2 separate regions of the Mus musculus genome follow, and region 2 is linked to region 1. Evidence: chromatin loops called from intact Hi-C (ENCODE). Cell type or tissue: left cerebral cortex. All regions are shown on one strand.

Evidence for each region. A loop is a pair of places that touch in the nucleus more often than their neighbours do. Peaks named below come from ENCODE experiments on the same cell type or tissue, not always from the same donor. Only the 100,000 strongest peaks of a DNase experiment are listed, where the experiment ranks them.
Region 2: a loop joins it to region 1, with 2.9 times the contacts of the local background. A loop is called at or near these places in 6 of 42 quality-filtered maps.

The regions. Positions count from the first base shown.
Region 1 is chr6:98,521,066-98,529,065 of GRCm38, forward strand. Gm32783 (a long non-coding RNA gene) reads left to right here. Exons shown (of 3, transcript XR_377905.2): 3 at 612-876. Among named protein-coding and RNA genes, the nearest start is that of Gm32783, 7.4 kb to the left of the region's middle. In left cerebral cortex, a CTCF peak has its summit at 4,393 (motif pointing right); DNase peaks (open chromatin) are centred at 4,417 and 5,111.
Region 2 is chr6:98,100,776-98,108,775 of GRCm38, forward strand. No RefSeq gene overlaps it. Among named protein-coding and RNA genes, the nearest start is that of Gm32592, 120 kb to the right of the region's middle. In left cerebral cortex, CTCF peaks have their summits at 3,863, 4,640 (motif pointing right) and 6,486 (motif pointing right); DNase peaks (open chromatin) are centred at 3,917, 4,660, 6,674, 7,120 and 2 more places; H3K4me3 peaks cover 787 bases; H3K27ac peaks cover 901 bases.

The DNA.
Region 1 (8,000 bases):
TGCTTGACTGATAAAATGTTCAATAAGTGAATGAATAAATGTTCTAACCTAAGTATCACAAACTTATGAAGTCTCTCTAGTAAGAGGCCTTCAAACACTATTGAGCTTAGGCATATAATGAAGTTACATGTCAGTGGACTGTATTTATGTTCTTCAGTCAAGATGACATGCAGTTTACTGTATCAGGAGGGGAAAAACCCTGTGACAAGACTTTGTTTCAGCACATTACGATAATCCCAGCTAATCAAGGTACATCATCAATTTCAAAGTCGTTCCCACAAGCTAAAAGCTCCAAATGGAAAAATCTCCTCCATTACTAAACGAAAAAGCACAAATCACAACCTCGCTCAGTATTCTTGTCACTCAGCAGTCATTTTGGAGGGAGAAAAATAAAGAACCCATTCAAGTCGAGACTTTCTATGTTTTCCCCACCTCCTGTATGCTGCAACTGCTTTGTGAGAAATTACGTGGGGGAGGGGGGAAGCAAAAAAAGCAGTTTGCAAATAGCTTTCAAATCCAGAGTGCTCTCCTGAGGATAGGATCCTAATAGGATAGAGATGAGGCTAAGTTGCTGGATGCTGCTGCCCATTACTCTTTTGTTCCCACTCCAGGAAAACATGCACAGATCTCCTAAGGAGGCTTCTGGGCACGTGTTTTTGCTTACTGCCTAATGTGGTTCTAATAACACAAACATTCCAGCGAAGCAATGACGACACAGCGAGAGCTACAGATATTAGAGGCCCACGCAATGGAAGCGTTTGGGGGAAAGAACAGCGAATGCGTCTCTGACATTTTCTTGTTACTGTCTTGGTATGACTCCTCCTGGCCTGCATTAACAGAAGAAGAAACACAGACCGAGCAAAAGTGAACGAGAGGGATTTGAGGACAGCATTCCTCGGAATACCCCAAAGTATCCTTGCTTCGGAGGCGGTTCTGCCTTTCTAAATGCATGTGTGTGGATCAATTACAGGTTTTTTGGAGTTCTTTTTTCACTGTTTGATTCATTGTGCATTCTCAGACATGGACCAAGTATGTGCTCCTTGGGTAAGAAAAAGAACCCTAAACTTATTACGGTACATCTTACACTTTAAATTAAATTTAAATTCAGAAGAATTATTACTGAAGGAGGTTGTGTGTTGGCTCATCCAGACATCAATTCTAATGTCAATGGAGTGTCTTAGACTCTGAGTATTAGGTGAAGATGGACCATATTTAAACCTTGAGCCAACAGCTTCCATGTTCCCTGGATCACCTACAGGCATATGGCTTAGGTGGGAGAGTCCAGGCTTGGAGTGTTCTCATGGTGCTTAGCACACGCTTCTTGCCATAGCCTCTTTATTTGAAACATGGGAAGGTGCTGGCCCTAAAAGGCCTTACTTCACCATCTATATAACATTTTTGCCCATAGTTGGAGTTTCCCTTGAGGTGATCATCCATATGGAAGAGAGTTCAGTGTAGAGCATCCCACAATGGGATGACATCTACATCAAACTTGACAGCATGGCAGAGTAGAGTCCAAACTTCTAGTTGCTTCACAGAAAAAAAAAAAAAAGATGACAAAGGAAGAATAGAACAAAAGAAAGGAGAAAGGAAAGAGGGAGGAGGAAGGAGGTTAAGAGAGGATGAGGAAGGAGAAATGAGGACAGGAGGAAGAGGTAGAAGGAGGAAGAAAGACAGAAAGGGAAGTACATAGAAGAGAAAGGAAGAAGGAAAGAAAGGAGGAATGGAGGAAGGGAGGAAAGAAATGAAGGAAGTAAGGGATGGAGGTAGGAAGAGAAAAAAAGAAGAAAAAGGAAAGGGCAGGAGAGAGCTAGGGAGGGGAGAAGGACAGAGAGAAGGGAAAGAATTTCTCATTTCCCAATTCCACCCTGAATTAAGGTTACTCACACTTGTGATCAAACTCTCTACGGAACACAGAGTCTATCACAACATTCCCTCTCAGGGCACATTCCTCCTGCTTTGGGGTTAGTGCTTTTAAAAGCTGTTACCTTTTTCCTACCCTGAACATACACACACACACACACACACACACACACACACACACACACACACACACACACATCTTTCTGCTCTGAAATACCCAAGCTTGTCTTTGCATATGAATATCCCCTGCTCAGAGGCTTCTATTCTCAAAGACTCAGATAATACTCAAGTATCCCTCAGCATTCCTGAGCAGGGTGCCTGGGGCTGTGAAGATTTCAGTTTAGTTTGCCTGTGTCGTTATTACCTGTTTGCCTGTATTCCCTTGGCCTGGTGCAATGGCAGTCGCCATGGTGAGTTAGGGACATCAGCTGCTTCATGCTAAGCTCCTCGGTGCACCTGCCTACCTAAAGAAGAAAGCTACGGTGATGCATACGTAATTCTGAGTGTTCCCAGAAAGAGACGTGAGCAGAGCTGTTGGAGTTTCTCTAGATTTCCAAGCTGCTCAGTCACAAGCAGGTGAGTCTTGTACGCCATCATATGTTTAAGAGCTGTGTCTGTCATCATGCATTCAGTTCCAGTGGACTATCAATGTCCTGGGTGTGACATGATTATACAAGAGTCTTTAACTCACTAATCAATCACAGAAAATACACTTGACCAATAGACACATTTCTCATTTGTTAAGTATTTGAATATTTTGAATAATATTTGGCCCAGCATTGCCAACTATGGAGAGATAGTGAGCTATACTTTGGTTCCCTGGAACTAAGTACACATTGAAAAGCTGTGTGATCCTGGCTGGTTCAGTTAACCTCTCTGAGGCTCTACTTTCTTGTGTGTGAAATAAGAGATGACAATACAACCAAGGCATACACTATAATGAGAATACAAGGAGTTTCAGAAACACAGCGTGCATGAGAGTGAGGTCCTCCCTGCCCCTGGAAGGATGGGCAATTAGGATCCTCTCAGGTCAGTGCAAGCATACAGCATCCCCTTCACTACAACAACGGGGAAACAATACATTTTAGGATGATCATATAGTCTTCCCTACTTCTTCAACAATGGGACCGAAGGATGAAGTGACATGGCTTGAATGTTTGTCACATTCCACTGGAAGAGAAAAGAATCACAGAATTAACTAACCCGTGTGCTGCCAATAGAGCACCGATTACTGTTTGTCAAGAGTGTGGCTTTGGATCATTTCATTTGCAGATTCGTTCTGTATATGCTTTTCTTCCGTCAAACCAAAATAAGGGAAGAAAGACTAATGATTAAAATACAGGACTACAGAGTGATATTTAGATTACTGTGGTATCTGACTTTCATACAGTTCAACTGAAAATGTTTCCCCTGCATGGAAAAAAAGTAATGACTTAATAGGGACTGTAAAAAAAAAATCATTGAAAACTGAATTAAATCTCAGATTATTTGTCTTCTCGCTGAATTCAGGGTGTTTTTTTTTTAAGGCCTTTAATTAAAACCCTAAATTTGGTTTTCTCTTCCATCTTAAATAAGATTTTTTTTTTCTACTCTAAGAGTAAAATCATCTTTTTTATTAATGGATTGTTGAGACATTTCCACCATTCGTCCAACAGCTGAATAATAGGAAGAGGGATGTCACTGAACGTGTGCTGCTGGGATATCAACAAGTCCTGGGGCTGGGATGCTGAAAGAATCCCCACATCCATTTGACTGACCTCTGTGGCCAGCCTGCACAGAGCATCTCCATGGGCAGTTGTCTGTGACCACAGATGGATGCAGTGCAGAGACACAGTCCACACCAGCCTGCGGGAAGGTGGTTTATAGGAACACATTGTAGCAGGGAAGTCAAGCCGGGCTCTTCTAATGCAGCCAAATCAAAAAGCACTATAAATCTCCCTGGGAAACAAGTTTATAAACTCAAGTTATGTTTAAATAAACACTTGAAGTTGAAATGCTGGACAGAACCCCAGAATATGTCCAGTTTTTTTATTTTTATTTTTATTTTTTTTAACTCATCCTTTTCTTTTCTGGTGCTGCATTTAATTCTATGACAATTAACAGATTTCCCCCAATTTTCTTGAAACATAATGACAAAATTTCACAAAACGTGAACAGAACTCCCCGGGGTTTTTTTTTTTTTTAAACAACTAAGACGGCATTATTCCGACTAACTTCTAGTTTAGTATTTAAGTCTGCCATGCTTTGTGCCTGGCTTGCGTGGCTGTGGGTGTGGGTGTGTACACACGTGTGTGTATCGAGAATTTCTTGAAATATAGTGCAAAATCATTTGCAGACTCTTTATAGATCTCCTTTGGTTAAAATAATTTTTCCTGACTAAACTCTATTAATATTTAATCTGCTCCACATGCATGTGTGTCTGGTTCTCTTATTGACAAGGCTCATAAATTAGGGGCTGGTTCAGGGGAAAAAAAGAAAAAAAAAAAAAAGACTCACTACTTTGAGACCGTCCACAAGGCGGCAGTAGAGCATCACTTCCCCCCAGATGCCATGAATCTCTCCGAGTTCCTTTTCTAAACATTTGGATGCCATATCTGCCCGAATACTAGTAAAACCTACTCTGGCTTCAAATTTCTGTTTTGCCATTCAAATAGTTTTTATTAGTAAATGTAAGCTAGTCGCAATGGAACCGTTAATTAGTTTTTCCCTGCTCACAGAAGGAGGAACCTTTAAAGTTTGGGTGTCATGTATTGCTGTTTGTGCAGTGCCCCTTTCTTCTCCTCAGCCTTACCCTGGATCCTTAGGAAATTTTGATGAGATCCTGTTATCTGACCATGAAACTTCGATTCACACACACAACACACACACACACACACACACACACACACACACACTTCCTAGTTCTAAAGGTGTTATCCTGTGATTTTTTTTTCCCTCCTCGGCTCCCAGATAAAATGTAGCATTGGATGTTACTATTTGCTTAGCAGATGTGGCGACAGACTGTGGCTCCACTGGACACCGTACTTGAATAGTATGTCTTCATGGGTCAGAAAGAAATGTCACGAAGAGAACTGAGAGCTGCAGCAGAAGTTTGCAGGTAGATTTCCACCCACCAAGGGGCCCTCCACCTGCCTGGGCAGTGCACCCCTAACATGGTGTACACCTGAGTTTGTACTATGACCTCCTGTGTCAGACTACCCAAGTGTGCATCTGAATGCACGCCTCATACATGACAAAGAGATGGGAGGCCATAGAGCGCGGGCTGACCTTGGATCTTTCAACGACTTTCTGCTGCCAGTATCGTGGTGGCCCTGAGGACGAGACTGCCAGACTCTGATCTGACATAATATGTCATCCTGTCAAATGCACGCCATTCCTGGAATGAAACATAGGTATGGATACATGCATGGTAGAGAGACAGAGAGAAGACGGTTAGCAAAACAAATTCAAAATGCTATTCCGTAGAGCAGATCTGAGCCACAGTGTCTGCTGTCTGCTTTCTCAGGAAAACTGCAGGGAACATGGCTGGACCAAAAATGTCAGAATGGATTGGAGTGTTTTGCCAGTGGAGGCACAGCATATTTGCTTGTACACATGAGTACACATGTGCTTGCCACATCAAAGCAAATTATTTATGAAGTATCATCTGGCAAGACGCAAGGATCAGTGATAACGGCACACACATGCACACACGTGCACAGACGTCTCATTGTGCTGGGTAAAAATACCCAAAGCCTAACGCCTTCAGGACTGAAGATTGTTTTGCAGGCAATAAAAGACATTAAAGTTCTGAGTGATTTTAACAGTCAGAGGAACAGTGTCCTCCTTAAAATGTTCTAAATGGAAACATATATCATCTCTGCAGCACTTAATTTTTAAAGATGTATGTACCAGGAACTGCGCTAGGGAGGGAGGTGGGACATCTTTATTCCATCTCACAGTTCACACGCAGTGTTAGAGTCATGTAAAGACACGGGCTTTTTTGTGTGACCGAGAGCAGTGCTCACTGAAAGAACTTCACCACTGAATGCGACGTCAAGTGTAATGACACGATGCTTTTCCTTTAAGAAGAGCGCATTGATTTTAGACGCGCTGAAACTTCGGAGTTTCCGAAGTGTGTTTGGGTTAAGGTTATGTCGTCCTTGACAGCATTCAAAGAAAGGTTTGAATTGTTGAATAACCACCTTTCACCCATCCCTAATTGTAATTTAAATGACAATATGCTCTCAATCAATAGCTCTTTGTCACACTTTGAAGATCAAGGGATGAGATTTCACCCCGTGAGTTTACCAGGCAGAAAAAAAACCTTCTTGTTCATAACCCTAAAGAAGCATCAACTTTGGTACCTGCTTCCCTTCGCATCGCTTAGATGCAAGTCTAAAAGAAAACGATCCAAACTCTTTATTTTTCCCATTTTGCTCCCAGCCAGATATCATAATAAAAATATTGCCAATTAAAAAGACTGAATTATCTTCATGTTTAATGTCACCAGATTACCCTCAGCCATTGTAATGTAATAGCCAGTCTTCTCAACATTTGCTGTATCGGGGGCAATGTAGCAAGAGTTCTCGTGATTGCTTTTGGCTTGGTTTGGTTTTTATTTTTTGCTTTTTGGTTTTTGTTTTTATTATTTCTCCATGTCAGTCTTTGAGAGGGAAGCCCTGGATTCTGACATCAAGTTTACTATATGGACGCATGCTTGTCATGGAACTGGGGGGGGGGGGTCTCTTCCCTGGACTACTTTTCTACAAGCATCTTATGGCAATGGTAATAATGACACTTGTTACGTGATGCGTGCGTGTGATTTACTGAGCTAATCTTTATTTCCACAGAGCAAATGGAGCTCAGAGAGGGTGTGTCCGTCTCTCTTGTCTCAGTGCTAGAGAACAGAGCTTGGGTGGAGGGGATTCCGAGACTTCTCAGCATTCAACACACCTCGCCTTCTGACTGAATGGGACTGTCTCTTTTTCCCCAAGTCCCCTCCAGAAATTGTAATTCTGTCATTGTATCTTCATGCATGTTCTACGATAACACGAAACTGCATTCATCTCAGAGAACAGGCTTCGCACATATAAGCAGACACTTGGACCCTTTTTAATCTGTTCCTTATGAAGAAGTCATTCCCCCACTGCCGAGCACATGCGTAGTTTTGTTAGTTCATTTTAAGGATAATAGATTGACCTGGCTGGCCAAGCCGAGTTCTATTCAGGTAAAGGAGAAGTCACCTACGACAGAGCTCACAGTTAGTTTTGAGTACCCAGACTGCTAGGGCGGGAGATGAGCTTGAGTCTGACACAGACTTGTGGAGAGTCTCCAGGATGTGTTGTTTTGCTACCAGTAGCCAAAGCTAATGATGATAATGAAGCCTGGTAAAGCTAATGATAATCAAAGAGGCTGCTTGTGTGTTAATATTTGTGTCTTACTGGGCAAGAGACAGGGTTAGCCATTAATGTCTAGATGGGTTTTCTCCAGCTCATCCAGGGTGTCTGGCATTGATTCTAAAATATGAATTATTGGGAAATTTTACATGAAAATTTTGCTAAGCTTGCAAACAGAAATCCTTTGGAAACGTAGAGATTCTGGAAACAGTGTTTCCCAGAAGTTGGCTAGAGTATGTCACAGATGTCTTCTTTTGAAGACCAGGTTCAACTCCATATAACCACAATCTACATGCCAAATTCACGCTTAGACCAAAAAGCTTCCCCCGGAGAGAATCAGAATGGATTTGTGTTGTTGTGTGTGTGTGTGTGTTTTTTTTTTAATGTGTAGTGTTTGTGAGTGTAAGTGTTCTTTCTTGCGTGTGAAAGTATATCTATGCATACAGATCTGTGTGTATCCCTTTGGAGGTCAGAAGCCACACTCAGCTGCTACTCCTCAGGTTCTGTCCAGTTGTGTTTTGACAAAGAATGTTTCAATGACCTGGGGCTCACCAAACAGGCAGGCTGGTAAGTGAATCCAATGGTCCACACTTCTCCACCCCCACCCCACCCCCACCCCCACCATAGTATTGAGGTGACAAGTTCCTTCCACCATGCCTGGCTTTTTTAATGTGGGTTCTAGACATCAAACTAAGGTCCTTAAGCAAGGCAAGCTCTTAGCTGCTGAGCCATCTCTTTGACCTGAGATAGCTTGAATTG
Region 2 (8,000 bases), 420 kb before region 1:
CACAGATTGTCAGGCATCTATAATTTGTCCACCGAGAAAAGATGTCCTTGGGTGAGCATATCTGGGAAGCTTATGAATTCAGGTCAGATGAAGTTTTTGGACTTCACAGCCAGTGAGAAAGCCATTCAAATATTTCTGTCCAGAGACTGAGGTAAATGGAAAGAAATGCACCATAGGAAGTGTCCAGAAGCCTGCGCGAGAGAGCATTAGAGGGGGTCGTTACACTATGAAGAGGTGAGAACTTGAGTTACAGCCCCCAGCACTCAGGAAGGCAAGGCATGGTAGTCAGAGGGGTCTCTGTGTGTGGAGGGGGTAGGCATTCTGGCTAGGCAAGATCTCCAGGTGGGCCTTTAGAGAAGAATGTGACGGGAAATCAGTAGCTCAGAGCCATGACCAAGTGTCGAGACTGTTCTAACATCTTCCTTCTAAGCCAGAGGTCCCAAACTGGCACCACACAGGCCCCATCTGGACTGCAGATGTGTTTTCCTTGGCCCACAGAGCATGTTAAAATTCTTTCCAATTTCTAACAGCATACACACCAAGAGTCAGCCTGGAGAAGCCCTCTTTTAGCTTGTCTTGCACTATCAGAGCGCTTCTACATTTAGCATCTAAGTTAAAGCCCAGTGATGCCCCATGGACACGGCAGGGTGCTCCCAGCTTGTCTCAGTTCCATCTGGCCAACCCTTCTTATTCATTTCCTTACCTGTCTGTAGTTTTAGTTTACAGTGCCTGGGCTGGGCTGGGCATTTACACATTTTTTAAGGAGAGAGAGAGAGAAAGCAAGACAGAGAGAGACAGAAATAGAGAGACAGTGACATTGGCAGAGAGTTGGGCAGACAGACACATACACACAGAGAGACACAGACAGACAGATAGAAACAGAGACACACAGAGAGATGACAAAGACAGACAGACAGAGACACAGAGACAAAGACACAGACAGATGGACAAATACACACACACACACACGCACGCACGCACGCACGCACGCACGCAGAGAAAGAGAGACAGAGACAGAGACAAAGAGAATGGAGAATGTCAAGGGCCAAGTAATTCAGATACCAGTGTCAAACATTCTTTTGTTGGTCTAGAGCACATCAGTTTGGCTAGAGCCACTGGTTGACCAGTGACCCCCAGGGATCCACCTGGCTGCATCTCCAGGACCCCGGGATTGCACAGACAAGTCACCACAAAAGACATTTCCCAGGGATCCAACCCAGGCTCTTGCTTGTGAGGGCAATGCTTTTCAGACCGAGCAGTCTTGGCTGCCTGGACTCTCATTTCCAGTCCTTTGAAGAGAGTCTTTCTGAAGCTGGCTCTATCAGTTTCTGCCATGGTCACACTCTGCCCACCTGAGCCTCCTCGGGGGTGTCTTTTCCACTGCTCTTGCTGGGCAAGAATCTTTTACCTTGGCAGATTTGCGCTTGATTCTGCCAGCAGCCTCGGTCCTTTGACTCCATCATTTTTTTTCCCAGAAAGGATGAGTGATGTTTACACATTCAGTGCACATGTCCCCCATTCCACTGAGGCCTTTGCCCAGGCTTGTGCTAGTAGCTTGCTCTGACCTCTGCATTGAAGACAGTCCCTGTGCTCTGCCACATTCCTCTTCCTGAGCCTGCTTGATTTCCCACACTACATGAAGCATCACCTGATATCATGTTAGAGGAAACCACAGGAGATCACATGCTGTGTATACCAGAAACAGCCAAAGGGCAGGGGTGCTGCTCAGTTGGTAGAGCATCACTCAGCATGCACAAGGTCTTGGGTTCAATACCCAGCACTGTCCAAAACAGGCATGGTGGCACATGCTTATGTTCCTAGCACATGGGTGGTGGAGGCAGGAGGATTGGAAGTTTAAACTCAACCTGGGCAATATAGAGTGCTTGAAGCCCTTTTTGGCTACACTTGCAAGTCTGTATGGTTACACTTAATATACTATTTTCTTTATTATCTCTCTCCATTTTCTTAAAACCTAAGCCCAGTGAGGAAACAGACTTAGCTGTCTCTGTGTTTTAGCTACAGCCATAAAACTGTGACTGACACACAGTGGATACTGAATTCATGAATGTCAGTTACAAAGAAAATGTATTCTCAGCGACCCAGTCCCCTAGTACACATCAGCCATTTTGATTTTTCTGTCCTCTCTAGTATCTTTTCTGTTTCAAGCCCTGTTTTCTTGCCCGGTTTCTTCCTAATAATTCATATGCCTTCCTTTCTGGCTCCGGTGTTAATGACTTCCACATCTGTGACTTCAGGCATAACACCCCTATCCCCTCCAAAGCAAGCTGTGAGTATCGACTCCAGTTGCAAGTTGGATATTCTGCCATAGCTTCTGGAACATAGTGCCTCTAAAGTGTGCGTTTTCTCTTATTTCTGAAACTTTCATTTCACCTCCTGCTTTCTGTTTCCGTGTGTGAATCTGCTCTTAAGCACGAGCACAGAACTACCTGGAAGTTCTTTATCCTTTACTAGGGACCCCAGCTTCTGCCCTTGCCCCCACCATGTTCTTTGTACTGCTTTCCCACCGTGGCTCCTCTCATTCCTTCTCCTTGACAAATGTCTTCATTGGCAGCGGATCTTTTATCTCCCCGCTTCTTCCCACCTTTCCTTTTCTCCTCTCTTTGAGAACAGATGAACTTTCTACAGTATCTGCATAGGATCATTATTCTACATGAATTGTATCTCCCCACTCAATGCAACTTTGTGAACATTTCTGTGTTCTCTCTCTCTCTCTCTCTCTCTCTGTGCTTTTTTTCCAACCTGCCTACAGATGGGTTTCCTGTGATTGCCTTGAACCACGAAGACACTTTCATAGGGTTTCTTGCTCTTCTTTAATATGCAGAGGTGCATAGTCCCAGTGGCAGCAGCCACGAGTACCTTGACAGTCAGCCCTTCTCATGATGCCCATCGGTGTTCTTCCTTTATCGAGTTCAGATCTGTGGGCTTCCTCCAGAAACACAGCCACAATTGAGTTGCTTAGCACTGTATTGGTCTGTTTCATGCTGCTATAAAAAAATACCTGAGGTTGTGTATTTGTTTTTTTTTAAAGCCTATAGTTTTGGAGATAACCTGTTTGTCTCGTAAAGGACCTTCAGTGACATGAAAACAAACAAATATAAACACAAAACTTAAGGTCTGTGTTTTGTTTACTTTTTAATAACAGCTCACTCTCAAAAGAACTAACTGAGGTCTTATGAGAGCTACATCAATCCATTCCATGGGTGACTCCTAAGTGACATACTTACCTTATACTAGTTCTATGTCTTTAAAGGTCTTTAGTAGTCAGTGTTCTCTAGCAGAATAGAACTTCTAGATTGAATCTATCTATATCATCTATCTCAGTCTATATCTGGATAGAGGGGGTAGATCATTAAAATATCTTACAGGCTGTGGTCTAGCTAGTCCTACAATGGCTGTCTCCAAATGTCCAAGGATCCAGTAGTTGTTTTGTCCATGAGGCTAGATATCCCAGCTGGTCTTCAGGATATGCCAGCATTCCAAAGAAGTAGAAATTCTATTTCTACTAATGCCAGTGAAGGACTTAGCAGAGAGAGCTAGACCAAGCAGGCAAAGAGCAAAAGCTCTCTTCTTCCATGTCCTTTATACAGGCTGCCATCAGAAGGAATGGCCAAGGTGAGAGGTGGCCATTTCCACCTCAGAAGAGTCAAATCAAACGTGGGTCTTCCCATTTCAAATGCTTTTATTAAGGAAAAAAAGTCCCTCACAGGTGTTCCCAGCCATTTGGGTTTTAGTTAATTCCCAATGTAGCCAAGTTGACAACCAAGACTAGCTGTCACAAGTTCCCATACCTTTCAGTGCCTCCACATAAAAGACCAAGTTTAGAGTACATGAACATTAGGGGGCACACATGAGCCATATCCGAGTCCAATCAATCACACTTCCCTCAGACAGATTTTCCTTTAAAAATGCTTCTTACATGGAAATTCTAGACAGCCAGGATACATCCACCTCCATCCTTTTGCAGACTCTACTTCTCATCTGTCTTCTTGTCTGTGAATCTGACTCCTGTCATGGGGGCACAGCGCACAATAGGTTCAGAGCACAGCCTGAGTGTTAGCCTTTTCATCTCCCTTGCAGGACGTGTATCAGCAAACTGTGGTTGCTTCGAGGGACAGTTAAGGTGTTGTTTGTAAGGTTCTCAGCACCCAGCACACCTTGAGCGTGTTTCTGTTGTCATTCAAAGCTCCTTGCAAAAGATATCTTTCCTACAAGGTCCCTGTGGTGTTTGTTTGTTTGTTTGTTTTTGTTTTGTTTTGTTTCCACAAATGTCATTTATACTCCGTATCTGTACTGTTCAGATTTCACATATTTCACATTTTATAATTATATGACTAGATTTTAAGATCTCAGAAGGTCATAGAACTTCCCATACTTGTTTGGGCTCTAGTTCCAAGAGCCAAGCAAATATTTTTGTGGCTTCTGACAGATAGTTGTGCGATTTAAACATTAATTGAACATTTGGAGCAAAGAAAAGCACTGTACTAAGACACTGGTCCATCGAAGCTGATCAGAAATAAAATAGCCTGTATTTGAATGTAGCTAATATGCTCTCTTAAAATGATAATTTATATCTGAAGGCAGTTGTTGTCAGCTTTAAGAACCTGCAGTTCACCATCTGGCCAGAAGATGGCACAGTGTTCAAGCAATCGCTTCTCAAAGTGAAACCCAGTGGGGAAAAAGGAATGAAATTGCACTCGGACCAAGTTTATAGAGAAATGGGAGAAAGTGATGCCAGTTCAGCTTTGACACCATCCTAGGGCTCAGCAAGTGTCACGCTTTCATGTGGTGTCTTCCTTCTTACTGTCTAGCGTAATGAGCTGGAGGATTCTTCTAATTAGCTAAATATTATTGTACATCAGAGTGGGGCCAGGCTTCCTGTACATTCTTATTTGCGTTTTGCCAGCCAAAGGAAGAAAGCTGTTAGAGGCAGGGAGCAGATGTAAGAGAGACACAAAACACGCCAAGAAGTCACGGCACTGCTGTGGTACTGGAGGAAGCGATTTCCTTGCCTGTGTTTTTATTCTCATATTAGTAGAAGCACTTCAAATCGTTATGTCTTCCCGCGGAAAAAAAAAAGGCTTTTGCGCATGGCGTATCTACGGGTGCCTGTGTTCAGCATGTGTCTCAAAGTCTTTTCCTCCTCAGAAAGAATTGCACGAATGGGCTTTTATAGATTGTTAATATATCCACGGATGGTCTCAGCCTCTCTCTCCTTTACAATTATCAGCAATGTTCCAAGCCAACAAAGCAACCGTGCAGTTTGTTTAACTTTCCCTCTGTCCTTGGTTGGGAAATTCCGTGGAGGAAATTCAGAGTTGATCCACTATCTGGTATCAACTTTGTGCATCTCGTTCTTGCTCCACTTTTCTTTCTTCTTCTTCTTCTTTTTTTTTTTTTTAAACCATGTTAAGTCTTCTGAAAATTGAAAACTAATTTATTATCATGTACTTATTAGCACAACCACAAAAGAGGTCACCGGTCTTTCCTTTAATTTCTGTCACAGGCTGCAGGCCGTATTATGCTAAATCAAGGAAACGAGATAATTAACACAGCAACTCTGGCAAGTTTAATAGGTGAGTGATGAACACTTAGAGTTGAGCTTCAAAACCCATGTCTTAATTACCACACACCCCAGTGCCGTGAGGAGACTGGGGCCGGAAGCACGTGCCGCAGGTATCCTGGGCCAGGCAGAAGTTGCCACGAGTTTCCTGTGAAACTGTGATTAGATTGAGACGTGCCAAGGTGAGGTAAAAGTTTATTTTCTTTTCAGTTTTTATTTCGTGCTTATAATGTGGGGAGTTGCAGGTGAACTTGTATATGAGGATGCACGCATGTGTAAGGGTGCTGGTGGATGTGAGGGGGTTGGAAGGCAACTGACGGTTAGCCAGGAGCTGTTCCCTTTATTTGAGACGGCATCTCTCATTGGTCTGGAGCGCAGCAGTAATGATCTAGTCTGATGGGTTAGCTACTTCTAGTCTGCTTCTGCTTCTTCCATACGGGAATTCTGCATGCACATAACCATGCCTACGATTTTCCACACGGAGTCTGGGTCTCCAGCTCAGGTTTTCATGCTTCTATGACTGTGCAAGCCCCACCCCCTTTTTTGTTGTTGTTATTTTTAATCTTTAGCTATCTAGTTTGTGGCTCTTTGAGAAGTATCCATTGTACTGTAAGAGTTCCTACCTGGAGTCACATTAACCCCCGACGCCCATCCCATTATCCCTCTCCTGTGCCCTGGAAGGGATATTTCAAACAGCCTGGAAACACTGTAGGTTGTCATGTGTCCGGGACATGGTGCATCTAGCATTTGGAACCAGAGACTAGGGATACCACTAAAGCTCTGACGATGCACACACAGCACAACCCCCCCCCCCCCCAACCACCACCATAAGGAGTTGGCCCCAAGTGTCAATAAGCCAAGGCTGTGAATTCTGAGCACCAGTGACATTGTTTTTCCCTGCTTGTTGCCAACAGGTGTCACCACAGACCCTGTTCTGTTTGCAGTGCTATCAAAGAGAGAGCCCATAAACTCCTGAAACATATGGAACGAAATCCCAACTGCAAAGCGTTTGTGGAAAGCAGTTACACGCTGGTGAGCTGAGGCCTATGCAACCAAAATTGATCAATTACACAAATTAAGCAGAGCCCTTAAGGAGTTTAGTTTATTGGTCTGGACATCTGTTGCAGCATTGTCCAAATCCAAAACTCAAATGGTGCCTCCGGTTGCCAAGTTAGGCAAGAAAAATCTAGAAGCTATAAAAGCACAACCGAAAACCCTATATTAATATCAAGCCCATCTGCTGAATGTTACATAAATATGCAGACTTTTTCTTTTCCATGGGAGTAACATTTATTTTTACAGTGCCCAGTTTGACATTCTTAGGACATTCTGCTCAGTTTATTACGTTGTAACTTGAAATGTTTCTTTAAAAATGCATTTATGGTGTTGGTGTTAATCTTTTTTTTTTTTTAAGGATTTCTTCCACCTGCTTAACTCGTCATTAATACAGAAGTTCTTTTTCTTATGAGAAGAATGGGAAATCTTTGGACAAAGAGGCTCAGAAAAGATTCTGAGTCACACTTGTGTAGTGTAAAGGGAAATTATGTAACAGGCAGGGATGCTAATATTCCACCCCGCCCCTTTACAAGTTGAAATGTAATCTCCATTTTAAACTAAATTAACATCATTTCCAAACAGAGGATCATATTTATATCAGATTTATACAACCACATCAGATTACTATTAACATGTAAAATAGTCTCCTTTATGCTGTGGGTAAAAAATAGATTCGAGAGAATGATTTGATTTCCGCTTTAATGTCAGAGTTTTAAATTAATTGGAATGGACATGTTTAGGTTGTGCAAGACTCCGGGGCTGGCAAACCAGCAGGTAAGGACAGATTTACCTTCAGAACCTGTTGGGATCCTGGCATAAAGGAGGTATTTCAGTAGAAAAAGTACATCTGAAAAATCATGGTGTTTCTGTCATGTCCATCTGCCGAATGTTAAATAAATATGTCGGTTGGTTACTTAAATATGTTGAGTGGTTAAGCCAACTGGAAAATTATAAGATATGGTAGGAAAGCCTAGGGGTTCTTTTTGTCCTACCTGGTTCCGTGCTTTGTTTTCATTTTCTGTGTCCAATAAGACACTTGTAGTGTCTGTCATCCAATGACTTCTGGTCTGATGGTTAGAAGCGCATCTAGAATGGACAGGAAAGTTAAAAAAAAAAAGACACTAAAAATGAAACAAACCCACAACGAAGCAAACAAAAATCCAGCATGGGCTGTGGGGAGACTTCTATTTTAAAGGAAGAAAACCATGTATAGAATTTAATCAAATTCACTCCAAAGGACATTTTTTAACTGCAAAGGCGGTGACTGTTTACTCGTGGGATACTTAATATAAACTGAAACTCTGTTAAAAGTCAATCTTATTTTTCCTATTTTACAGGAGTGCACACGACCCCTTGAGGTAGG